2 separate regions of the Homo sapiens genome follow, and region 2 is linked to region 1. A link is a loop called in an ENCODE intact Hi-C map of the cell type or tissue named here. Cell type or tissue: K562. All regions are shown on one strand. Each heading gives the region's core, and the rest is flanking DNA. Links, peaks and the distances in the headings are about the cores only. Region 1 holds the start of LOC124901766 (a long non-coding RNA gene). Region 2 overlaps ZNF786 (zinc finger protein 786).

What was found. Hi-C counts contacts between places; a loop is a spot of excess contacts. Peaks named below come from ENCODE experiments on the same cell type or tissue, not always from the same donor. Only the 100,000 strongest peaks of a DNase experiment are listed, where the experiment ranks them.
Region 2: a loop joins it to region 1, with 2.6 times the contacts of the local background. A loop is called at or near these places in 2 of 110 quality-filtered maps.

What each region holds. Positions count from the first base shown.
Region 1 is chr7:148,570,547-148,583,178 of GRCh38, reverse strand. LOC124901766 (a long non-coding RNA gene) reads left to right here and starts at 10,966. Exons shown (of 3, transcript XR_007060577.1): 1 at 10,966-11,055. It also overlaps the pseudogene RPL32P17. RefSeq lists enhancers at 7,248-7,542, 10,369-11,568. In K562, for the core only: a CTCF peak has its summit at 7,395 (motif pointing left); a DNase peak (open chromatin) is centred at 7,418; H3K27me3 peaks cover 772 bases.
Region 2 is chr7:149,069,075-149,081,297 of GRCh38, reverse strand. ZNF786 (zinc finger protein 786) reads left to right here. Exons shown (of 4, transcript NM_152411.4): 2 at 581-707; 3 at 6,760-6,912; 4 at 8,825-11,657. The coding sequence ends at 10,875. Among named protein-coding and RNA genes, the nearest start is that of ZNF786, 16 kb to the left of the region's middle. RefSeq lists an enhancer at 8,977-9,969. In K562, for the core only: a CTCF peak has its summit at 9,305 (motif pointing left); no DNase peak of the experiment used is centred there; H3K4me3 peaks cover 1,349 bases.

The DNA of each region.
Region 1 (12,632 bases), core at 4,340-9,339:
GGCCGAGGCGGGCAGATCACGAGGTCAGGAGATCTAGACCATCCTAGCTAACGTGGTGAAACCCCGTCTCTACTAAAAATACAAAAAATTAGCCGGGCGTGGTGGCAGGCGCCTGTAGTCCCAGCTACTCGGGAGGCTGAGGCAGGAGAATGGCGTGAACCCGGGAGGCAGAGGTTGCAGTGAGCCGAGATCGTGCTACGGCACTCCATCCAGCCTGGGCGACAGAGTGAGACTCCATCTCAAAATAAAATAAAACAAAACTAATTTTCAAATGCTTCCCTTTGAAGTACAGAGGACCAAAGTGGATGAGCCCTGCTGACCTTGAACACAAGAGGCAGCATGCCAGGACCTTGCGTGAAGAGGCCTTTCTCACAGGGTGAAAAGCGCGCTTACCAGCCTGAGCCCTAGCGGCTCCAGCAAGATGAACTTGGTACTGTGGAGAGAAGAGTGATGGAGAAGGAAAGAGGAAGGGAGATAAGGCCTCAGGGACTTCCAGGTACCTATCCCAGGAAGACAGGCTGTCCATATGCTCGAAATATTCCTAGCACGACCTGTAACGATTGTATTTTGTACCATTCTCCAGTTAGGTTAGTGACTGTGTATGTTCCATGTGTGACTGTATACTCTTTCAGGTGGTATGAGGCATCATGGCAGAATGACGTGTGTAGGTTTTATTCCTCTTCATTAAAACAGTGATTCATCAGGTTATGGGTGCACCAAAATCTCACAGATCACCACTAAAGAACTTAATCATGTAACCAAGCACCACCTGCTCCCCAATAATCTTTGGAAATAAAAGATTAAAAAATAAATTAAAAAAATTAAAAACCAAAATTCATGTCTAAAAAAAAAAAACACACACACACAGTAATTAAAAATGGTGGTCAGGCTGGGTGTGGTGGCTCATGCCTGTAATCCCAGCACTTTGGGAGGCTGAGGCAGGCAGATCACGAGGTCAAGAGCTCGAGATCATCCTGGCCAACATGGTGAAACCCCATCTCTACTAAAATACAAAAAAAAAAATTAGCTGGGCGTGGTGGCGGGCACCTGTAGTCCCAGCTACTCAGGAGGCTGAGGCAGGAGAATTGCTTGAACGCGGGAGGCAGAGGTTGCAGTGAACCAAGATCACACCACTGCACTCCCGCCTGGCAACAGAGTGAGGCTCCATCTCAAAAAAAAGGTGGTCAATGAGATGAAGAAAAAGATAAAAAAGCAAGGGGGTGGAATAGGGACTGATGAAGGCGTGCATTTTCTACCAGTATACACCAGACTGCATTTCAGGAGGTTACACAATAAGGTTTTATCCACAAGATGAAGTGAAACCCAGGGACTTTAAAATGTCCACATTTATTTTAACACATAGGTCATTTAGGGGAAAGGAATTGAGTTTCAAGAAATTGAAACTTACGGGATTGCTTAAAACCTTGTTGATGGAAATAGAGCTAGAAAAACTCCATTGACCTGTCAAATCAATGATGGCCATTCAGTGGGTTTCATCTCAATAGTTTCTGGGGAGCATTTTGTTAAACATCCTGAGGAGCGGTGCCCCCAGTGGTCTGGAAATTCTTTGATTCTGAATTTTCAATCAATTAACCTCCTTAAAATCATTTCCCCAGGAAGATATTTTTTAAAAAGTAGAGAGATGATGTGATGTTTAAAACTGAGTGTCAACTTGATTGGATTGAGGGATACAAAGTATTGATCCTGGGTGTGTCTGTGTGGGTGTTGCCAGAGGAGGTTAACATTGGAGTCAGGGGGCTGGGAAAGGCAGCCCTTAATCTGGTGGCATAATCTAATCAGTTTCCAGAGAATATAAAGCAGGCAGAAAAACGTGAAAAGGAGAGACTGGCCTAGCTTCTCAGCCCACGTCTTTCTCCCGTGCTGATGCTTCCTGCCCTCGAACATCAGACTCCAAGTTCTTCAGTTTTGGGACTCAGACTGTCTCTCGTTGCTCCTCAGCTTGCAGACAGCCTATTGTGGGACCTTGTGATCATGTAAGTTAATACTTAATAAACTCCTATATATATATAATATATATGTATATCTCCTATTATATCCTATTAGTTCTGTCCTTTTAAGAGAATCCTAATACAGATGATGAAGAAATAATTCACATTTTAAGGTGTGTTTATTTGTTATGATTTTATCTTATTTTAATTTATTTTTAGAGATGGGATCTCACTGTATCACTCATGCTGGAGTGCAGTGGCACAATCATAGCTCACTGCAGCCTTCAAACTCCTGGGCTCCAGCAATCTTCACGCCTCAGCCTCCCGGGTAGCTAGGGCTACAGGCACGTGTCACCATACTTGGCTAAATTTTTGGCAGTTTTAATGGTTTTATTTAAGCATAAATAAAATATGCACATGAGCTGTGTATTCATTTTCTTTGCTGCGCAGCCTGGCATTGGGGTTGGTGACTCTGAGGGCAGCTGGGCTGCCCTTTCCATATGGCTTTGTGGTTCTTGGAGGAAACACTGTGAGCGATCTCCGCACAGGGAGATTTGCTGCACGTCAGTGGCACTTCCAGCTCCTTGACATTGTGGACCAGGAACTTCCAGAAGCCACTGGGCGGCATGTGCTTTGTTTTTTTGTTCCCATAACCAGTGTTGGGCATCAATATCTGGCCCTTGAATGTTCTCCAAACCCTGTTGCCAATACTGCTGGGTTTCCACCAGTTACACTTAATTTTGACACATCGATCTGACTGGTGCCAGATGAACTTCTTGGTCCTCTTTTTGACAATCTTGGGCTTCATGAGGGGTCTGAGGTCAGCCATCATGTCAAGTAGATGGTTGTCACCTCCGTAGGCGGCACCGAGGAAGAGAGACTGGCTAATTTTTTAATTTTTATTTTTGTAGAAGTTGGGGGGTCTCACTAGGTTGCCCAGGTTGGTCTTGAACTCCTGGCCTCAAGTGATCCTTCTACCTCACTCTCCCAAAGTGCTGGGAGTACAGGTGTGAGTCACTGCATTCAGTTTAGGTGTGTTTATATGGGTGTGGTAATAATCTGTAATCTTGAATTCTTTGAGTATTCTCTCGTATTTAGACAATCATTGCAACATTTAAGAAAACTTGATTTACTAAATTTACTATTATGACTTATAAAAATCACTTAAAAGAGTGCAGAATTTTTGCCTTCTGTGGCAGATGCTGTCATTGCTCTTGGATCCTTTTTCCAATTTCAGGCTTACTAGTGGCAGCAATTTTCTCTCTGACACCCAGCAAGTACCTGCATATGGAGGGTAGTTACTTCTGAGTGGGTCCCAGAGCAAGAGGGGGCTTAGCAGCAGGTCCAAGCTGTGGAACAAATGGCCCTGCTACTGGGGCCATATGGCTCAGCAGATCCCACGGTGCTAGAGGAATCCATGCTTGATAAAGATACCATCTCTAGCAAACCCCATTAAAAGCATGTCAATATAGACTCCAAAATTCTGAACAAGGCCATGCCACCTGGGGAGGAAAACTATACATCATTGGAAAAAGCTCTTCTTATGCTGTTGGGCACTGGTATTGTTTGGCTCTGTGTCCCCACCCAAATCTCACCTTGAATTGTGATCATCCATCCCCATATGTCATGGGAAGAACCTGGTGGGAGGTAATTGAATCACGGGGGTGGGTTTTTCCCAGGCTGTTCTTGTGATGGTGAATAAGCCTCATGAGATCTGATGGTTTCATAAAGGGGAGTTTCCCTGCACAAAATCTCTTGCCTGCCTCATTGAAGACGTCCCTTCGCTCTTCCATCATCTTCCGCCATGATTGTGAGGCCTCCCCAGCTATGTGGAACTGTGAGTCCATTAAATCTCTTTCCTTTATAAAGTACCCAGTCTCAGGTCTGTCTTTATCAGCAGCGTGAAAACGAACTAATACAGGCACGAAATATATTTTGACTATGGATATCAACCAACATATGACCAGAGTGCCTATCACGCGTTGGCTGCTATGGTGCTGCCATAAAGTGACATGAGCAAAGAGCGATCTAGGATAACGTAAAAGTGCTGCATCCAGGATGGAGCCTAAGCATGTCTGGGGCAAAAGTAAGTTACACAAAGAGGCGGTCCAGACCCCATGTCATTCAGTGCCCTTGCATCCATTCTTCTCCCAAGCTTCTGTCCATGGCCCTGTGGGGTGCTCCCTATGACCAACTGATGGAGGAAACAATCTGGGCCTGGTTTGTGGAAGGTTGGACTTCTACTGCAGGACTGCCTGACTCAGAAGTGGCCCTGAAGTTTATGGTGAGCGCAAACTCTCTCCACAGAGCTTCTCCTTCACGTGGAGAAAAGTGCCCCAGGTAAGGATGCGCTTGGCCTCCTGAGCAGTGGCTAAGGCTTGCCTGGTTTGTCAGGACCCTGGAAGAAGTGATCTGCAAAGGAGTTTGGGAAAGAGGCCTGCGGGTGGACCTAGGGGAGTCACCCAGTGTGTGAGACTTTTGGTATCTTCATCGAGGCCCAGCCAGGAACATCCACTTTAGAGGAGGCACTGGATAAGCAGATGGTCAGCACGACTCACCTTGATGTCAGCCAGCCGCCGTCCTCAGCCAGCCCAGTGTTCACACCATGGGCCCACCAGGGGAATAACTTTGGTGGGAGAGGTAGAGGTTGTGAATGTGCCTGACAGCATTGGATCACTAAGGCTAATTTGACTCCTGCTCTGCCTGTCAGTAGCAGACACTAATACTGGGCTCCATGACATGGTACAACCTCTTTCTTTTTTTTTTTTTTTTTTTTTCGAGATGGAGTCTCCCTTTGTTTCCCAGGCTGGAGTGCAGTGGCATGATCTCAGCTCACTGCAACCTCCGCCTTCTTGGTTCAAGCAATTCTGCCTCAGCCTCCCAAGTAGCTGGGATTACAGGTAACTGCCACCACACCCGGCTCATTTTTGTATTTTTAGTAGAAACGGGGTTTCACCATATCAGCCAGGCTGGTGTCAGATTCCTGACCTCATGTGATCTGCCCGCCTCAGCCTCCTAAAGTGTTGGGATTACAGGCGTGAGCCACCGCGCCTAGCCAACATGGTACAATCTCTTGAGACCACTTAGGCACTTGGCAGCAAGTCGATTATGTTAGAGACTTTCCACCCTAGAAATATGTGGCAGTGATTTCTTTGTGACCAGAATTGGTATAGCTTCCAGATACGGGTTTAAATTTTTTGCCACTACTATCTAAGGGCACACAAAATGCCCAATTTATTGACAGGAGATCTTGCAAAACGCTGCCTTGCATGATGGGGCTCACTTCATAGCTAAGTAGGTGCAACAGTGGACACATCACCAAGGGATCCACTGGCTACGCCCCTCTCATGTCACAAGTCTTTCTCAGACTGCTTTTCCCCCATCAGCCAGTCTTCGTCCTCCCATGCTCCTCACCCCCCAGCCAAGTCCATGTATATTCGTATCCTGTCCTTGGGGCACATTTCCCTCCATACCGAGCGAAAGTTCTGCACACTGGAAGGCTTTCCCCTCACCGCCCCTTCTCAAGGTCACTTTCAAGTTGGGTTCTAGCACAGTAGCCGTCCATTTTTAGCTAAACCATCCTTGAGCCAGGTCCAGCTCCTGACCTGGAAGAATATTGGAGTGTCCTTTTAAAAGCATATCTTAGAGGGGCTGGTTAGCTCAGTTGGTTAGAGAATTGTGCTAACAAAAGCGTATCTTTTTTTTTTTTTTTTGGAGACAGGGTCTCCCTCTGTCGTCCAGGCCTGAGTGCAGTGAGGCCATAGCTCACTGCAATTGCAAACTCCTGGGTTCAGGTGATCTTCTCGCCTCAGCCTCCTGAGAAGCTCGTACTACAGACACATGCCACTGCACCTGGTGAATTTTTATTTTTTTTTTAAAGTAGAGGCCAGGTACGGTGGCTCACTCCTGTAATCCCAGCACTTTGGGAGGCTGAGGCAGGTGGATTGCCTGAGGTCAGGAGTTCGAGACCAGGCTGGCCAACATGGTGAAACCCCATCTCTACTAAAAATACAAAAATAAGCCAGGCATGGTGACGGGCACCTGTTACCCCAGCTACTCGGGAGGCTGAGGCAGGAGAATTGCTTGAACCTGGGAGGTGGAGGTTGCAGTGAGCTGAGGTCATGCCACTGCACTCCAGACTGGGTGACAAGAGCAAAACTCCATCTCAAAAAAAAAAAAAATAGATAAATAAAATAGAGACAAGGTCTTGCTGTATTGCCCAGGCTGGTAAAAGCACATCTGAGCCCCCAGCTTGAGAGGACACCTCTGGGGTTGGCTTACTGTCCTTTAGGGAACAGTACATACCTTGGAACCAACCATCATCACATGTGCTCTGCCCCTGAGGGGTAGCACATGGACATCTGGGAACCAACGCCTAGAAGTAGGAGTGGCCCTTCTCACTATCACCTTCAGGGACCCACTTGGGAAATGCAGGCTTCCTATACTTGTAACTTTATGTCTGCTGGGTTGTTGAGGGTTTGCAGGGAGGACACTTTCAATAGGGAATACAATACAGTTTCCATAGTACCTAAAGCTGTAGGTGCCAACTGGTGGGGTCATTTGGTCTCCTCCTGGCAGTGGACAGCAGGCAATGAGGAAGTCAGTGCGCTGATAGGTGACAGGTTGTCATGAAGAGACAGGCTTACTGCTACATGATGGGGGCAGAGAGGTGCATGTTTAGAACCCACTAGGGCACCTCGGCTGGGCGCCATGGCTCACGCCTGTAATCCCAGAACTTTGGGAGGCTGAGGTGGGTGGATCACCTGAGGTCAGGAGTTTGAAACTAGCCTGCCCAACATGGTGAAACTCTGTCTTTACTAAAAATACAAAAATTAGCCGTGTATGGTGGTGGGTGCCTGTAGTCCCAGCTGCTCAGGAGGCTGAGGCAGAAGAATCTCTTGAACTCGGGAGGTGGAGGTTGCAGTGAGCCAAGATCGCGCCATTGCACTCCAGTCTGGGTGACAAGAGTGAAACTGCATCTCAGAAAACAAAACAAAAATACAACCCACATGCCACCTCTTAGACTGTTCTGCACTTATAACAGTGAATAGACAATTACAGCAACTACAGTGTGACCAGGGGGTGACAACTAGGGGTGCAGGCTCCTCAGAGATGACCCATCAGACAAATACTGGCCTAGAATGAGGGAAATTTAGAATGGAGAGTAGAGGAGAAAGGTGAAAATCAGTTACAGTCTGAGGACCAACCAGTAGAAACTTGTTCCACTCATCTTTCTCTTCAAAGCTTTTTCTTCTAGAAATTGTGACTAGCCCCTGTCGCAGAGGATTACCTTGACAGGCACAAATGGATCTGGCTGGTACAATGGGTGGGCAGTACTCTACCCATGTCCCCTGTGACCTTGAACCATTTTTGGGCACACTAGTTCCTGAGGGTTTTCTCTCCCAACAGTCAGGAGCCACATCTCTTTGTTGGAGGGCTGCCCTCCAGCGGCCAGAGCTGGAAATGCCTGAGAACGTATATTCCCTTGGGGCCGCCCTTGGCCAATAGTTGATGGCTACTGGGGTATAAATTCTCTGCTCTTTTGCTGCTAATTAGGACAGTTCTCAAGTGTGACCTATGTTGTCTCCAGAGCTCTCTCTGGGATTGAGTTGAAGGTACTCTATATGCGACTTTGACATTGTTACCCTTACTTGGCCTCCTCGCCTTCCTATCCCTAATTCTCCATTCCTTTACCATTTTTTCCTAATAAATTACTTTTACATGAATTATTACCATTATTATTATTATTTTGAGATGGAGTCCGGCTGTGTTGCCCAGGCTGGAGTGCAGTGGTGTGATCTCAGCTCACTGCAATCTCTGCCTTCCAGGTTCAAGTGATTCTCCAATCTCCACCTTCCAGCTTCAAGTGATTCTCCTGCCTCAGTATCCCGAGTAGCTGGGATTACACCAGGCCTGGCTAATTTTTGTATTTTTAATAGAGATGGGGTTTCACCATATTGGCCAGGCTCGTCTCAAACTCCTGACTTCAAGTGATCTGCCTGCCTTGGCCTCCCGAAGTGCTGGGATTATAGGTGTGAGCCACCGCGCCCAGCCCACTTTTACATGAATTCTTGTCTGGACACTTTCAATAGGGAATACAATATGGTTTCCACCATACCTAAAGCTGTCGATGCCAACTGGCCAGGTCATTTGGTCTCCTCCTGGCAGTGGACAGCAGGCAATGAGGGAGCCAGTATGCTGACAGGTGACAGGTTGTCATGAGAAGGCAGGCTTACTGCTACACAACGGGGGTAGATAACTTAAGCTAAGACATTTTCTTAGGTGTTTGAAGTGAGAGAACCAGATGTGTTAATTTTGTAATCAGAGTTTAAGTGTCTAAGGGAATTTAATTTTCTAAGTCATGTTAAACATTTAAAGATGATTTGGTCAGGTAAGAGTTCATCGAAATATTAATAAAGGGACAAAAAGAAGTGGCTGTTCTTTTTCATAAAAAATTAGTTAGGTTTATAAATAAAATAGCCAGATTTAAAAATAGAGCTTCAAGTTTTAAAATAAATTAGGTTTCTAATTCATAGCTAATACAGTTGACTTGAAGAAAATAAATATCTTTAGAAATTGCTTTTCAGGTTGGAGAGTCCTTTTTAAACAGCAGAAGCTCATTATATTTCAAAAAAATAAATATTGAATGAATAAATTCCAGGCTTAACTTTATGCTTATAAGTTTCTGTAGTTATATTCTTCATTGTAAGTGTGAATTATCAAAAATATCCAGCAAGGTATATAAAGTACTCAAGTCAATATCAAAATGTCAAGCCTGAACTAAAAATTAGAAGCACTCAAACCAAAATTGACAAATGGGATCTAATTAAACTAAAGAGCTTCTGCACAGCCAAAGAAACTATCATTAGAGTGAATAGGCAACCTACAGAATGGGAGAAAATGTTTGCAATCTACCCATCTGACAAAGGTCTAATATCCAGAATTTACTAGGAGCTTAAACATATTTACAAGAAAAAACGAACAACCCCATCAAAAAGTGGGCAAAGAATATGAACAGACACTTCTCAAAAGAAGACATTTCTGCAGTCAACAAACATATGAAAAAAAGCTCAACATCACTGATCATCAGAGAAATGCAAATCAAAACCACAATGAGATACCATCTCATGCCAGTCAGAATGGCGATTATTAAAAAGTCAGGAAACAACAGATGCTGGAGAGGATGTGGAGAAATAGGAACTCTTTTACACTGTTGGTGGGAATGTAAATTAGTTCAACCATTGTGGAAGACAGTATGGTGGTTCCTCAAGGATGTAGAACCAGAAATACCATTTGACCCAGCAATCCCATTACTGGGTATATACCCAAAGGAATATAAATCATTCTACTATAAAGACACATGCACACATATGTTTCTTGCAGCACTATTTACAATAGCAAAGACATGGAACCATATGGCACATATACACCATGGAATACTATGCAGCCATGAAAAGGAATGAGATCATGTCCTTTGCAGGTACATGGATGAAGCTGGAAGCCATCAACCTCAGCAAACTAACACAGGAACAGAAAACCAAACACCTCATGTTCTCACTCATAAGTGGGAGTTGAACATTGAGAACATATGGGCACAGAGAGGGGAACAACTTACACTAGGGCCTGTTGGGGGTGGGGGGTGATGGGAAGGAACTTAGAGGACAGGTCAATAGGTGCAGCAAACCACCATGGCACACGTATGCCTATGTAACAAACCTGCACCTTCTGCACATGTATCCCATTTTTTTTTAGAAGACATAAAGAAAAAAAAATTAGAAGCACTCATAAATTATCCCAGGTACTCATTTACCAAACTAGGCAACTAATTACAGTTATGCTCATCAATGCATATAAAATAAGTAGTTCAACATTAAAATGAATCTATAAAAAGGTGCATCAATAATCATAAATGCAAGATATCATTACATCGCATTCTGGTAATCATCTGAGATAACTACAATTTTAAAATCTGGAATTTCACCTTGAAAGGTGAGATAAATACAGTTGAATATATTTTCAGGTGTGTCTGTTCCTAAGTGCAATTTTCAGTTTTACTGAAGAAAATGAAGGCAGAATTCAGAAAATGAAATACAGCAGTATTCATTTTATTACGAAAACAGGTAGTGAAAATTTTATTGGCATTTTCCTAACTGTATAAAACTTAGTAAAACACTTCATGCTTTAAGAAACATTTCTGTTCTTGATAAAAATTTAGGGCTTGAATGCTTATCTTTGGTAAATTACTTTTACCTTCTGATTATGATAACAGATCTCTCACAGCTTAAAGCAGAATTCCTCTCTATTTACTTAGGTCTTTGATTTTACAACAAAGTGAGGGCTGAATATAAATATTCTTACACGTCCCCCTTTCTCTGGGGAAGCAAAGGAGAATGAATTATAGGGGAGAAATGTGGAAGTATAAATATAACTCTGTCTAAATTATTTGGCAGTTATGTTAGTCTGTATTTTAAAAACCTAAAAAAAGTAAACATTCAAGTTTGTTCCTCAGTACATGAATTTTGAAGCAAATTTATAGTTTTTTTTTCCACAGAGAACCACGCATGTCGTATCTGTTAAATTTTGTTATGTAGTTATTCAGAAATATTGGAAAAATAGACCAGGTAAGCAAGTATAGGCAATCCTAAATTCTAATTTATGTAATCACAATGTAATTATAAATATTGTTAGATTAGAAATATTTCAGAAACAGATTTTTCTCTTTCAGTTCAAAAATATTTCTATGAGCATATATTAACGGAATATGTCCTAATTGAATAAATATAGGTCCTACTTTAAGGAAGTTCATTCTTTCTCTCGCTCTCTCTGTCTCTCTCCGCATCTGAAAGGGAAAAGCTGGTCTGTGGTGGACGCAGCAGATTTTATAGGCAGGCTTGAGGAGGCAGTGTCTGATTTACATAGGGCCCCCAGATTGGTTCAACCAGGTGTGACATTTACATTGTGGCAGGGAAGGCTGGTTGCCCCACCCTCATCTTACTTTGCAGATGGACTTTCCACTCAGCCAGCGCCATCTTGTCTGCGCCATACTGTACACGTGGCTGGCACAAAGAGACGATGGAGCTGCCGTTTTGAACATGCCTAGTCCCAGGTAGCCTTTTCCATTGGCACAACTGCTGGCATTCACCTGTGCAAGCTTCCAGCTTGCTTGCCTATGTTTGCAGCTCGATTTTACAGGGTGCTCTTTGTTAGAAAAGTAAATGATTTGGGGGGCTGCTTTTTATTAAAAGGAAAACCTTAGCAAGGAATCCCGTATCCTCACTATCTGCCTAAGTAATTTCTTTTTAACTCCTGTATCAGAACTCATATGAATATGTGATTAATTCACTTTCAGATTTTTTTTGAGACAGTCTCGCTCTGTCACCCAGGCTGGAGTGCAGTGGCGTGATCTCAGCTCACTGCAACCTCTGCCTCCTGGGTTCAAGTGATTCTCCTGCCTCAGCCTCCAGAGTAGCTGGGGCTACAGGCGTACCCTACCACGCCTGGCTAATTTTTGTATTTTTTGTAGAGACGAGGTTTCACCGTGTTGGCCAGGCTGGTCTCGAAACCCTGGCCTCAAGCAATCCACCCTCCTCGGCCTCCTAAGGTGCTAGGATTACAGGAATGAGCCACCGCACCTGGCCCCAGAAATATTTTTCTGGTGTTTTGCAATGCCGGGGATGGTAGTTAAACTGGTCATGCCCTCCATACAGTGACTTAACTAGCTGGTGTACACACGTACAAGCAATGAAGACATCTTCCCAGCTGTTTTGATTTTGTGTTTGTTTTTATCTTTTAGTTTAACTTCACTTAGCAGTAATAAAGACATTCTTCTATGTTATATTTTAGAAGTTTTATAGTTTTTCTCTTCATCTTTAGGTCTTTATTTCCTTTTGAATTGATTTTGGTATGCAATCTATCTTTATATAGGGGTCCAGTTGCCCCAGGATTATCTATTGAAAAATCCTTCTTTTTTTCCTGTCTGCCGTTCCGCCTCTGTCCCTGATTGAAAACACCTTTATAAAATTATGACTGACACAGCGAAAGAGATCTAACATGACCAGCTCCATCTTGGTTCTAACCTTTAGGCTGTCCTCATTCCTTCCTGGGCATAGGCTGAACTAACTTTGGGAGAAACTTAGTTTATAGTTTAAAACAAAGATGATAACAGCCCTTTCCCAAAACAAACCTCCTTCTTGCCTGGGAACTAGACTGCCTTTGTAGGACTAACAAATTAGCCACAAGATTAGAACTTATGGTTTAGGAGTCATGCTGCTGGAGACTACAAGATTCTGACCCTCCCTAAACTGCTCCTAAGATCAGTGCTTGAGATATTTTGCAGACTCTACACTTGATGGGTCAGCTGGCACCACCCAGATTGATAAATTGGCCCATCTGATTTTGTGGGCCCCACCCAGGAACTGACTCAGTGCAAGAGGACAGCTTCAACTTCCCATGATTTCATCTCCTACCTAACCAATTAGCACTCCTGGCTCACTGGCTTCTGGCTTCCTCCCACCCACCAAGTTGTCCTTAAAAACTCTGCTCCCTGAATTCTCAGGGAGACTGATTTGAGTAATAACAAAACTCCGGTCTCCCACACAGCTGGCTCTGAGTGAATTACACTTCCTCTATTGCAATTCCCCTGTCTTGATAAGTTGGCTCTGTCTAGGCAGTGGGCGAGGTGAA
Region 2 (12,223 bases), core at 7,224-12,223, 500 kb before region 1:
CACCCGGCTAATTTTTGTATTTTTAGTAGAGGTGGGGTTTCACCACGTTGGTCAGGCTGATCTCGAACTCCTGACCTCGTGATCTGCCCGCCTCAGCCTCCCAAAGTGCTGGGATTACAGGCATGACCCACTGCGCCTGGCTGAATACTGTAATTTATAAGGGAAACAAACTATATGTCCCATCAGTGGGGTATATCTTCTACTCATGGAATATAGTGCGACTTTACCAAAAAAATGAATTTGCCTCAATATATATTATTGACCTGGAAAGAAGTCTGTGACATATTAAGTGAATGAAGTTACAAAGTGACTTGTTCCCATTTTGTAAAGAAAAAAATTCCATACTCTACATGTGTATATATACTTTGAACAAGCATAATGAAACGTGGAGCGGGGGATGTAGTGGTTAACAGCAGAACGATGTAATTGGAGTAGAGGAAGGAGTAGTTCTCCAGGAAGAAGCTGCTGAACAACCAAAAACATTTGTCCACTGCAGAAGTCTTTTAAATTAACAAGGAGAAGGAGCTGGAGTCATTTTGAAGCAACCATGAATGCATATGTCTTATGTCTACAATTTCAGCTACCTCTGACTTTTGAGGATGTTGCTATTTATTTCTCCGAGCAAGAATGGCAGGATCTAGAGGCATGGCAGAAGGAACTTTACAAGCATGTGATGAGAAGCAATTATGAGACTCTCGTCTCTCTAGGTAAGACCTGTTCACCTTTGTGGGTAGGTCATGGAACTGGATCCTGTAAGGGGTCACAGTCACTTGATGCTCCTGTTTCTCAGGTAGCAAGATTTCTCAGAAATTAACTCAGAAGGGTATTTTTACCCTGCAATCTATTGTTAATACTTTTGTCAACATTGTTAATCTTTACTCAAGGGTAGACATTGTTACATGAGAATATTTGAACAATGTAAGGTGGTCCGGGTGACTAAATATTATTTATGAGGGGCCTTTAGTCATGACTATCAGGATGCCATGATTGTCCACATAGGAGCACACCTAGCGCACATTCATGAAGTGCTCTGTATATCTTTAACCTAGGATGTCCCCACCTCACAGCTTTTACAGTGGGGTCTAAATACTTCAGAAAAGCTATTTTGGAAGGGTGTACAATGAAGTGTTTGTTTTTTTGAGACATAGTCTCACTCTGTCGCCCAGGCTGGAGTCTTGGCTGACTGTAACCTCTGCCTTCCGGGTTCAAGCAGTTCTCCTGCCTCAGCCTACCGAGTAACTGGGACTACAGGTGCGTGCTGCCATGCCCGGCTAATTTTTGTATTTTTAGTAGAGACAGGGTTTCACCATGTTGGACAGGATGGTCTTAATCTCCTGACCTCGTGATCCACCCACCTCGGCCTCCCAAAGTGCTGGATTACAGGCGTGAGCCACTACGCCTGGCCTGAAGTGTTTTAAGAGTAGCTGTCTGCTGGGCGCGGTGGCTCACGCCTGTAATCCCAGGACTTTGGGAGGCCGAGGCAGGTGGATCACGAGGTCAAGAGATCAAGAACATCCTGGCCAACATGGTGAAACCCCGTCTCTACTAAAAATACAAAAATTAGCTGGGCGTGGTAGCGGGCGCCTGTAGTCCCAGCTACTCAGGAGACTGAGGCAGGAGAATCACTTGAACCTGGGAGGCGGGGGTTGCAGTGAGCTGAGATCACGCCACTGCACTCCAGCCTGGCAACAGAGTGAGACTCCGTTCCAAAAAGGAAAAAAAAAAAAAAAAAAAGAGTAGCTGTCTCTGCCTGGGTATGGTATTGGATGTCCTTTTTGCTTATTTGGTTTTTATATTTCATTTATCAAATATCATTTTTAAAAAATCAGTCTGTTCAGAGAAGCATCAAGTGAAAGATCGAAGTCTCCTGTTTCATTCTTTTTTTTTTTGAGACGGAGTCTGGCTCCGTCGCCCAGGCTGGAGTGCAGCGGCGGGATCTCAGCTCACTGCAAGCTCCGCCTTACGGGTTCACGTCATTCTCCTGCCTCAGCCTCCCGAGTAGCTGGGACTACAGGCGCCCACCACTGCACCCGGCTAATTTTTTTGTATTTTTAGTAGAGACAGGGTTTCACCGTGTTAGCCAGGATGGTCTCGATTTCCTGACCTCGTGATCCGCCCTCCTCAGCCTCCCGAAGTGCTGGGATTACAGGCGTGAGCCACCACGCCCAGCCCGTTTCATTCTTATCTCCACATTCAGTTAACCACGTGAGGGCAACCACTTTTAACCATTTTTGTTTTAGTTTTTAAAGTGGCTTCCTCCAATCTAAATACGCTTCCAATAACTTGATTTATCGAGTTTAGACAGAATTAATTACTATGAAAAATTAGGCATTAGTTCACTTATACAATCCCTCTTCTATCATCTTCTCCCCAGTTTTTGATAGTTTTTGTGCCTCTGTTGGTCAGCTTTATAATTTAAAATAATATGTTTAAGATTCTAGATTGTATTCCATCATTTTCATCTGACTCATTCAGTATATAAAGATAATTAGTTCTCTAGTATTTCTCTTCATCTCTTCTGCCAGTTGACAACAGCCATACCACTTCCTTTATATTGCAAAGTTTCTAATATTTATATTCTGTTCTGTTACCATAGTTAACTTTTTTTTTTTTGAGACGGAGTTTCACTCTTGTTGCCCAGGCTGGAGTGCAATGGCACCATGTCGGCTCACCGCAGCCTCCGCCTCCTGGGTTCAAGCAATTCTCCTGCCTCAGCCTCCTGAGTAGCTGAGATTACAGGCATGCGCCACCACGCCCTGCTAATTTTATATTTTTAGTAGAGACGGGGTTTCTCCATGTTGGTCAGGCTGGTCTCAAACTCCCGACCTCAGGTGATTCACCCACCTTGGTCTCCCAAAGTGCTGGGATTACAGGCATGAGCCACCGTGCCTGGCCTACCATAGTTAACTTTTGCAGGCTGTATGTATGGATTGTTTCTAAAACATATAACTGAAAACATTACATTATTTTCATTGTTACTGAAGAATCAGTTACAGTAAATGAATCTATAGAGGCAAAAATATAATTCTATGCCATTAACCCTGTGCCAGCCTAATAAGAATGTTCCAAGCATCAAGATCAAATGGATTCTCTTTTTTTCATTCTTATCAGTTGTTCAAAATTATGCTACATTTTGGCCAGGTGTGGTGGCTCACGCCTGTAATCCCAGCACTTTTGGAGGCTGAGGTGGGTGGATCACTTGAGGTCAGAAGTTTGACACCAGCCTGGCCGACATGGTGAAACCCCATCTCTACTAAAAATACAAAAATTAGCTGGGTGTGGTTGTGCATGCCTGTAATCCCAGCTACTTGGGAGGCTGAGGGAGGAGAATCACTTGAACCCAGGAGGCGGAGGCTACAGTGAGCCGAGATCACGCCATTGCACTCCAACCTGGGCAACAGTGAGACTTCATCTCAAAAAAAAAAAAAAAGACAAAATTATGCTACATTTTAATTTGTTTCGCTGTTGGGCCACAACTGTTTCTCATGCTTTCATCATATCCTTGTGATTATCCATCATCGTCATCATGTTGCCCAGGCTGGTCTCGAATTCTTGAGGTCAAGTGATCCACCTGCCTTGGCCTCCCCAAGTTCTGGGATTACAGTCGTGAGCCACTGTGGCCGGCTAGGAGAACACCCATCTTCTTTTATTTATTTATTTATTTATTTTTGAGAAGGAGTCTCCCTCTGTCGCCCAGGCTGGAGTGCTGTGGCGCAATCTCAGCTCACTGCAAGCTCCGCCTCCCGGGTTCACACCATTCTCCTGCCTCAGCCTCCCGAGTAGCTGGGACTACAGGCGCCCGCCACCACGCCTGGCTAATTGTTTTGTATTTTTAGTAGAGACGGGGTTTCACCGTGTTTGCCAGGATGGTCTCGATCTGCTGACCTCATGATCCACCCGCCTTGGCCTCCCAAAGTGCTGGGATTACAGGCGTGAGTCACCACGCCTGGCCACCCATCTTCTTAATCTAATAGTCAGTTACATGGATCTTTCTGCCTTCTGTCAATTCTCTCCCCAAATGAATCTATAGATTCAAAGCAAGTCCAGTCAGAATCCCAATAGAGCTTTCTGCGGAATTTGATAAGCTGATCCTAAAGAACATGGGAGAACCAAGACAAGAATAATGAAGACAGTCTTATGGAACAAGATGGAACGTGACTGATTGTCTTATCAGATAGCAAGACTTATTATGTGGTACTATGTTAGAGATAGTAAAACATCTGATAGCATCGTGTGTTGTCAAGATGTGAAGCAAAGTGAACATTCCTACTCTATTGTCAATCAGCATAGCCACTTTGGAGAGCAATTTGGTAACATACAGTAAAGTTGAAGACATGCTTATCCTGTGATACAGCAATTCACTTCAAGAACTGTCAATGCTTATGTGTGTATTCATAGAGGCATGCCAGGGAGCAGAAGAAAAAGACAGACTGTGATATATTCATATAATCAAGACTATCAAACAAATGAAGCCAAGTGTTCCAAAATGGAGAAATTTTCAAAATATAATTTGAGGAGAGAAGAGCAAGTTGCAGTACAATGTGGTATGGTCTATGTAGTTTTTTTTTTTTTTTTTTTCAAGATGGAGTCTCTCTCTCTTGCCCAGGCTGGAGTGCAGTGGCGCGATCTCGGCTCACCACAACCTCCACCTCCCAGGTTCAAGCAAGTCTCCTGCCTTAGCCTCCCGAGTAGCTGGGACTATAGGCACACACCACCACACCCAGCTAACTTTTGTATTAGATGAGCTTTCACCATATTGGCCAGGCTGGTCTCGAACTCCTGACCTCGTCATCCTCCCGCCTCGGCCTCCCAAAGTGCTGGGATTACAGGCGTGAGCCACTGCGCCCGGCCTGGTCTGTGTAAAGTTTAAAACCAGCAATATAGGCCGGGCACGGTGGCTCATGCCTGTAATCCCAGCACTTTGGGAGGCCGAGGCAGCCGGATCACCTGAGGTCGGGAGATCGAGACCAGCCTGACCAACATGGAGAAACCCTGTCTCTACTAAAAATACAAAAATTAGCCAGGTATGGTGGCGCATGCCTGTAATCCCAGCTACTCGGGAGACTGAGGCAGGAGAATCGCTTAAACCTGGGAGGCGGAGGCTGCGGTGAGCTGAGATCGCGCCATTGTACTCCAGCCTGGGCAACAAGAGTGAAACTTTGTCAAAAAAAACAAAACAAAAACCCAGCAACATTTTATTTATACATATATATTTTAAAATAAGAACATGCATAGGAATAATGTACACCAGATTCAGGGTAGTGCTTATGTCTGGAGAGGGATATACAGGGGCTTAAACTGTGTAATGTCTCATATCTTCAAAAAACCTGAAGTAGACTGGGCATGGTGGCTCATCCCTATAATCCCAGCACTTTCGGAGGCTGAGGTAGGAGGATATCTTGGGCTGAGAAGTTTGAGACCAGCCTGGACAAACTAGGGAGACCCTCTCTCTACAAAAAATTTAAAAATTAGCTGAGCATGGTGGCTCCCGCCTGTAGTCCCAGCTGTCAGGAGGCTGAGGTGGGAGGATTACTTGAGCCCAGGAGGTTGAGGCTGCAATGAGCTATGATTGCACCACTGCACTTCAGCCTGGGAGACACAGTGAGACTCTATCAAAAAAAAAAAAAAAAAAAAAAAAAAAACCTGAAGTGTGTCAGCACAGTAGGATTTGACAAAGTTAGATGGCATCCAGGTTTTTGTATATTTTTCTCCTTCTCCATGTGCCAGAAATATTTCTAATAAGTTAAACCACTGGCCAGGTGCGGTGGCTCATGCCTGTAATCGCAGCACTTTGAGACTCCAGGGTGGGGTAAGACTACTTGAGTCCAGGAGTTTGAGGTTAGCCTGGGCAACATAGTGAGACCCCATTTCAGAAACTAATAAAAAAAATTAGCCAGTGTGGTAGCTCTTGCCTGTAGTCCCAGCTACTCAGGAGGCTGAGGTGGGCAGATCACTGGAGCCCAGGAGGTTGAGGCTGCAGTAAGCTGTGATCATGCCACTGCATTCCAGCCTGAGAGACAGAGTGAGACCCTATCTAAAACAATAGTAATAATAACTTAAAGCATTATTTTAAAAACTCCTTTTTGACCGCATTTTTGCCATAACCAACTTGCTTTAAAATTGGACCCTATGATCTGGCTGTTAATAAATCACTATTAAGAATATTGAAGGCTGGGCGCAGTGGTTTATGCCTGTAATCCCAGCACTTTGGGAGGCCAAGGCAGGCAGACTGCTTGAGCACAGGAATTTGAAACCAGCCTGGGCAACACGGTGAAACCCGTCTCCACTAAAAATGCGAAAATTAGCTTGGCCTGGTGGTGCGTGCCTGTAGTCCCAGGCTGAGGTTGAAGAATTACCTGAGCCCAGGAAGCCGAGGCTACAGTGAGCCATGATTGCACCACTGCACTCCAGCCTTGGCAACTGGAGTGAGAACCCATCTCAAAAAATAAATAATTAATTTTAAAAATATATATATATATATAGCATTAGCCATTTTGTTTTTGGACAAAATACAGCATTGCTAAATGTGTGGGGAACATGACAAAATTAAAACAACATACCTGATCTAACATGCCCAGACAGACTAGGAGGCATTGTTAGGATGTGTAGGCGGTTTTTTCATCTTTGTGTAAACCTGTTTTTTTTTTTTTGACATGTTGTTCTCATACTTTGTCCCAGGAGTGAATGTTGAGAAATTTAGAAACTTAGTGTGCTTTAAATTCAGGAAGCCAAACTACCCTGTCTGACTTCTCTGTGCAGATGATGGACTTCCAAAACCAGAACTAATATCCTGGATTGAACACGGGGGAGAGCCCTTCAGGAAATGGAGAGAATCACAGAAATCAGGAAACATAATTTGCTCCTCTGTTGATATGCATTTTGATCCAGGTTTTGAGGAACAGCTGTTTTGGGGTGAGTATTAAGAAATCAGGGCCCCGACCTTGAGACATCATGTTCAGATTTGTTTCTCTTCTCTGATCTTGTCATCCTGTTTGGGCAAGCTGAGGTTTGAAGACTCTTATCTTCTAGATAAAGGCAGTAAAGCATAATGGTTAGGAATGTGGGTTCTAGAGTCTGTGTCTGGATCTTGCTTTTTCTTGGTGACCTTGGGCAAGTTATTGAACCTTTTGGTATTTCAATGCCTGATCTATAAAATGAAAGTACCCATGTTAACAGGATTGAATTGGTTAATATATATAGTGTTAGGCCAGGCATGGTGGCTCAGGCCTGTAATCCCAGCACTTTGGGTGGCCGAGGCGGGCAGATCACTTGAGGTCAGAAGTTCCAGACCAGCCTGGCCAACATGGTGAAACCCTTACTCTACTAAAAATACAAAAAAATTAGCCGGGCATGGTGGCAGGTGCCTGTAATCCCAGCTACTCAGGAGGCTGAGGGAGAAGAATTGCTTGAACCTGGGAGGCAGAGCTTGCAGTGAATGAGCTGAGATTATGCAACTGCACTCCAGCCTGGGCGATGGAGCAAGTCTCAGTCTCAAAAAAAAAACTATATATATATACATATATATATATATATATATATATATATATATACACACACACACACACACACACACGCACACATATACACACACACGTGTATATACATATGTATATAAATGTATACATAAATATATGTGTATATATGTATACATATATATGTGTATATATATTGAGAGACAGTTTATATAGTAAGAACTCAGTAGAAACTGGTTATCCAGTTTGTTTGGTTTTTAAGACACAGGATCTTGCTCTGTCACCCAGGCTGGAGCACAGTAGCATGATCATAGCTCACTGCAGTCTTGAACTCCTGGCTTCCAGCAGTCCTGGCCTCAAGCAGTCCTCCCACCTCAGCCTCCCAAAGTGTTGGGATTATAGGTGTGAGCCACCATGCCTGGCCCATGGTTATCCAGATCTTCATGACTAACGTGGCTTCCTTCCTAACTAGAGACTGTTGTCTACTTGAATACTTCAACCTGAGCTCCTCTCTTTCATTTCTTGTCATGAGGAGAGAGTCTGAGATTTTTGGATTCTTAAAGTACAGAATGAAAAAGTCAAACAGGAGCATCATTTCAAGAAATCTTGTCAAATAGTTTTTGTTTTTAGGTGCTTCTTTCGAAAGTGAAGGTTTTTCCCCCACAAATTACTTAACTTTCTACCATCTATTAATTATTCCAAGAAACCTTCTTGAAACATTGGCAGAAATGGGGGCAGGGAGGGAGGAATAGGCCCAAGCCTTGCTGCCAGGTCTTAGAGACAGGATGGCTCAAGGATCACGTATAACTGTGGTATTGGTCAGGGCTCCAGCTCGGGACTCCAGGTGTGTCTGTACATCAGAATGCGATACACTGGCTTTCCTGAAGTCATGAGAACAGCCAACACTTAAACAGAGTACATGCACTATGCCAGGCACCATGCTAAGCACCTCATGCACATTAGCTCATTTAATTCTCACAGTAATCTTATGTACTTTTGTTTCCATGTTTTTACAGAAGGAGCTGAAGTCAAAAGAGATTAGCTTGACAAAGGTTACACAGTGGACAGATAGGATTCAAAACTAGGCAGACTGATTCCAGAGCTTACACTCTATATTTGCGACCTATATTTTCCTTTTTTCAATATTATCCAAAGATATGTCTGTTCAGTTTAGTTTCAGCAGACTCACCAAACTCACGGCCATGAGACAGATCACACTGCATGGTTGGGTAGCTCAGTGGAAGCTGGGTTCCCAGGCCACCACAAGGCACTCTTGTGGGTCACTTGACTGTGAGAATCGCTAGTAGTGCTGCAGACAGGAATACCGACTGAATTTTTGTTTTCAATTGCAGGAAGCCAGCAGGCTATGAATTCAGGAAAAACTAAAAGCCATTTCCAATTAGATCCTGAAAGCCAGTGTTCCTTTGGATCCTTTGTTTCCTTCAGGCCTGACCAAGGCATCACCCTCGGGAGCCCACAGAGACACGACGCCAGGGCTCCTCCACCACTAGCCTGCGGCCCCAGTGAATCTACCCTAAAAGAAGGAATCCCAGGTCCCAGAAATCTGGATCTTCCTGGTTTGTGGGACGTCCCCGCCTGGGAGAGCACCCAGCACCCTTGGCCTGTCTGCGGGGAAAGCTGTTGGGAGAACAACCATTTAGTAATGCACCAGAGAGGCCACTCAAAGGACCGGACACGTAGGGCCTGGGAGAAATTCAACAAGAGGGCGGAGACGCAGATGCCGTGGAGCAGCCCTCGGGTACAGAGGCACTTCCGGTGTGGCGTGTGCGGTAAGAGCTTCCGCCGGAAGCTGTGTCTGCTGCGCCATCTGGCGGCCCACACGGGGAGGGGCCCCTTCCGGAACGCTGACGGTGAAATGTGCTTCCGACACGAGCTGACCCATCCCAGCCACCGCCTCCCGCAGCAGGGGGAGAAGCCTGCCCAGTGCACCCCATGCGGCAAGCGCTCCCTCCCAGTGGACAGCACGCAGGCTCGCCGGTGCCAGCACAGCCGGGAGGGGCCGGCCTCTTGGAGAGAAGGCCGCGGGGCCTCCAGCAGTGTGCACTCGGGACAGAAACCAGGCTCGCGCCTGCCCCAGGAGGGGAACAGCCACCAGGAAGGGGACACGGAGGCGCTGCAGCATGGCGCAGAGGGGCCCTGCTCCTGCTCGGAGTGTGGCGAGCGCTCCCCTATGAGCGCCAGGCTCGCCAGCCCCTGCAGGGCGCATACTGGAGAAAAGCCCTTCCAGTGTGCGCATTGCACCAAGCGCTTCCGCCTGCGCCGCCTGCTGCAGGTCCACCAGCACGCGCACGGTGGGGAGAGACCGTTCTCCTGCAGGAAGTGTGGCAAGGGCTTCGCCAAGCAGTGTAAACTCACGGAGCACATTCGAGTCCACAGCGGAGAGAAGCCTTTCCGGTGTGCCAAGTGTGGCAGGAACTTCCGTCAGAGGGGACAGCTGCTGCGGCACCAGCGGCTGCACACGGACGAGAAGCCCTTTCAGTGCCCAGAGTGTGGGCTGAGCTTCCGCCTGGAGAGCATGCTGAGAGCCCACCGGCTCCGGCACGGTGGGGAGAGGCCGTTCTCCTGTAGCGAGTGTGGCAGAGGCTTCACCCACCAGTGCAAGCTCCGTGAGCACCTGAGAGTGCACAGCGGGGAGAGGCCCTTCCAGTGCCTGAAGTGCGACAAGCGCTTCCGCCTGAAGGGCATCCTGAAGGCCCACCAGCACACGCACAGCAAGGAGAGGCCGTTCTCGTGCGGGGAGTGTGGCAAGGGCTTCACCAGACAATCCAAGCTCACGGAGCACTTGCGCGTGCACAGCGGGGAGAGACCCTTCCAGTGCCCAGAGTGCAACAGGAGCTTCCGCCTGAAGGGGCAGCTGCTCAGCCATCAGCGCCTGCACACGGGAGAGAGGCCCTTCCAGTGTCCGGAGTGCGACAAGCGCTATCGCGTGAAGGCCGACATGAAGGCCCACCAGCTGCTGCACAGCGGGGAGATGCCTTTCTCCTGTGAGTGCGGCAAGGGCTTTGTGAAACACTCAAAGCTCATCGAGCACATCAGAACGCACACGGGAGAGAAGCCTTTTCAGTGTCCCAAGTGTGACAAGAGTTTCCGCCTGAAGGCGCAGCTGCTCAGCCATCAGGGCCTGCACACAGGGGAGAGGCCTTTTCACTGCCCTGAGTGTGACAAGAACTTCCGGGAAAGGGGACACATGCTGAGGCACCAGCGCATCCACAGGCCCGAGAGGCCCTTTGCCTGTGGCGATTGTGGGAAGGGCTTCATTTACAAGTCTAAGCTTGCGGAGCACATCAGAGTACACACAAAATCCTGTCCTGCTCCAAATGAACTGGACATTAAGAAAAGGCTCAGCCAACTGTTTGCAATGATAGAGGCCGATTGGAGTTGAGGCAGAGTGGGACATCCAAAGCGTTGAGCAGGATTGGTATTGCCCAGGAATCCACAGCAACAGTAGCCAGACCCGCTGGTAGACGGGTTTTAGGAGCAGGTATCCTTCTTTGAGCAAGAGTGTCATGCAAGTTAGGAATATGAAGAACCACAAAGGATTTTCTCTTCAGAAGCATCACCAATTATATTTCTTTCTTTTTTTTTTTTTTTTCCAAGATGGAGTTTTGCTCTGTCACCCAGGCTGGAGTGCAGTGGCGTGATCCCAGCTATATTGGAAAAGACAGCATTATAAAACAAGGACATAATTTTATGAAAAAGGAGGCATCTGCAAACGAAAACAATTTCTACGAGGTTATATGTGATTGTTAACATTTTTAAGAAAAGGTGCACACAGAAATCCAGATAAGATGTGATTACCTTTGTGCATTTGTATAAAAATATATGTGTGTAATTATAAGGAAGTTCTGACATTTTAAAAAGTAATTGTTATAAAAGTAAATTTAGGCCAGGCACAGTGGTTCATGCCTGTAATCCCAGCACTTGGGAGGCCGTGGCAGGAGGATCACGAGCCAAGGAGTTTGAGACCAGCTTGGGCAACATGGCAAAACCCTGTCTCTACTAAAAATACAAAAATTAGCCAGGCATGGTGGTACACACCAGTAGTCCCAGCTACTCCTGAAGCTGAGGTGGGAGGATCGCCTGAGCCCAGGGAGGTCAAGGCTGCAGTGAGCAATGATGGTGCCACTGCACTCCAGTATGGATGACATAGTATGACACTGTCTCAAAAAAAAAAAAAAAAAAATTTGGGCCAGGGGTGGTGGCTCACGCCTGTAATCCCAGCACTTTGGGAGGCTGAGGCGGGTGGATCACAAGGTCAGGAGATCGAGACCATCCTGGCAAACACAGTGAAACCCTGTCTCTACTAAAAATACAAAAAAAAAAAAAAAATTAGCCGGGTGTGGTGGCAGGCACCTGTAGTCCCAGGAGGCTGAGGCAGGAGAATGGTGTGAGCCCAGGAGGCGGAGCTTGCAGTGAGCCAAGATCAAGCCACTGCACTCCAGCCTGGGTGACAGAGCGAGACTCCGTCTCAAAAAAAAAAAAAAAACAAATTTAGTATCTCCCAAAGGAAGCTTGGCAAGTCCTTTTCATTCTCTTTAGAATTTATAGAATATAGCCTGGCGTGGTGGCTCATACCTATAATCCCATTACTTTGGGAGGTCAAGGCAGGAGGATCACTTGAGGTCAGGAGTTCAAGACCAGACTGGCCAACATGGTGAAACACCATCTCTACCAAAAAGTACAAAAATTAGCCGGGCATGGTGGCATGCACCTGTAGTCTTGGCTACGCC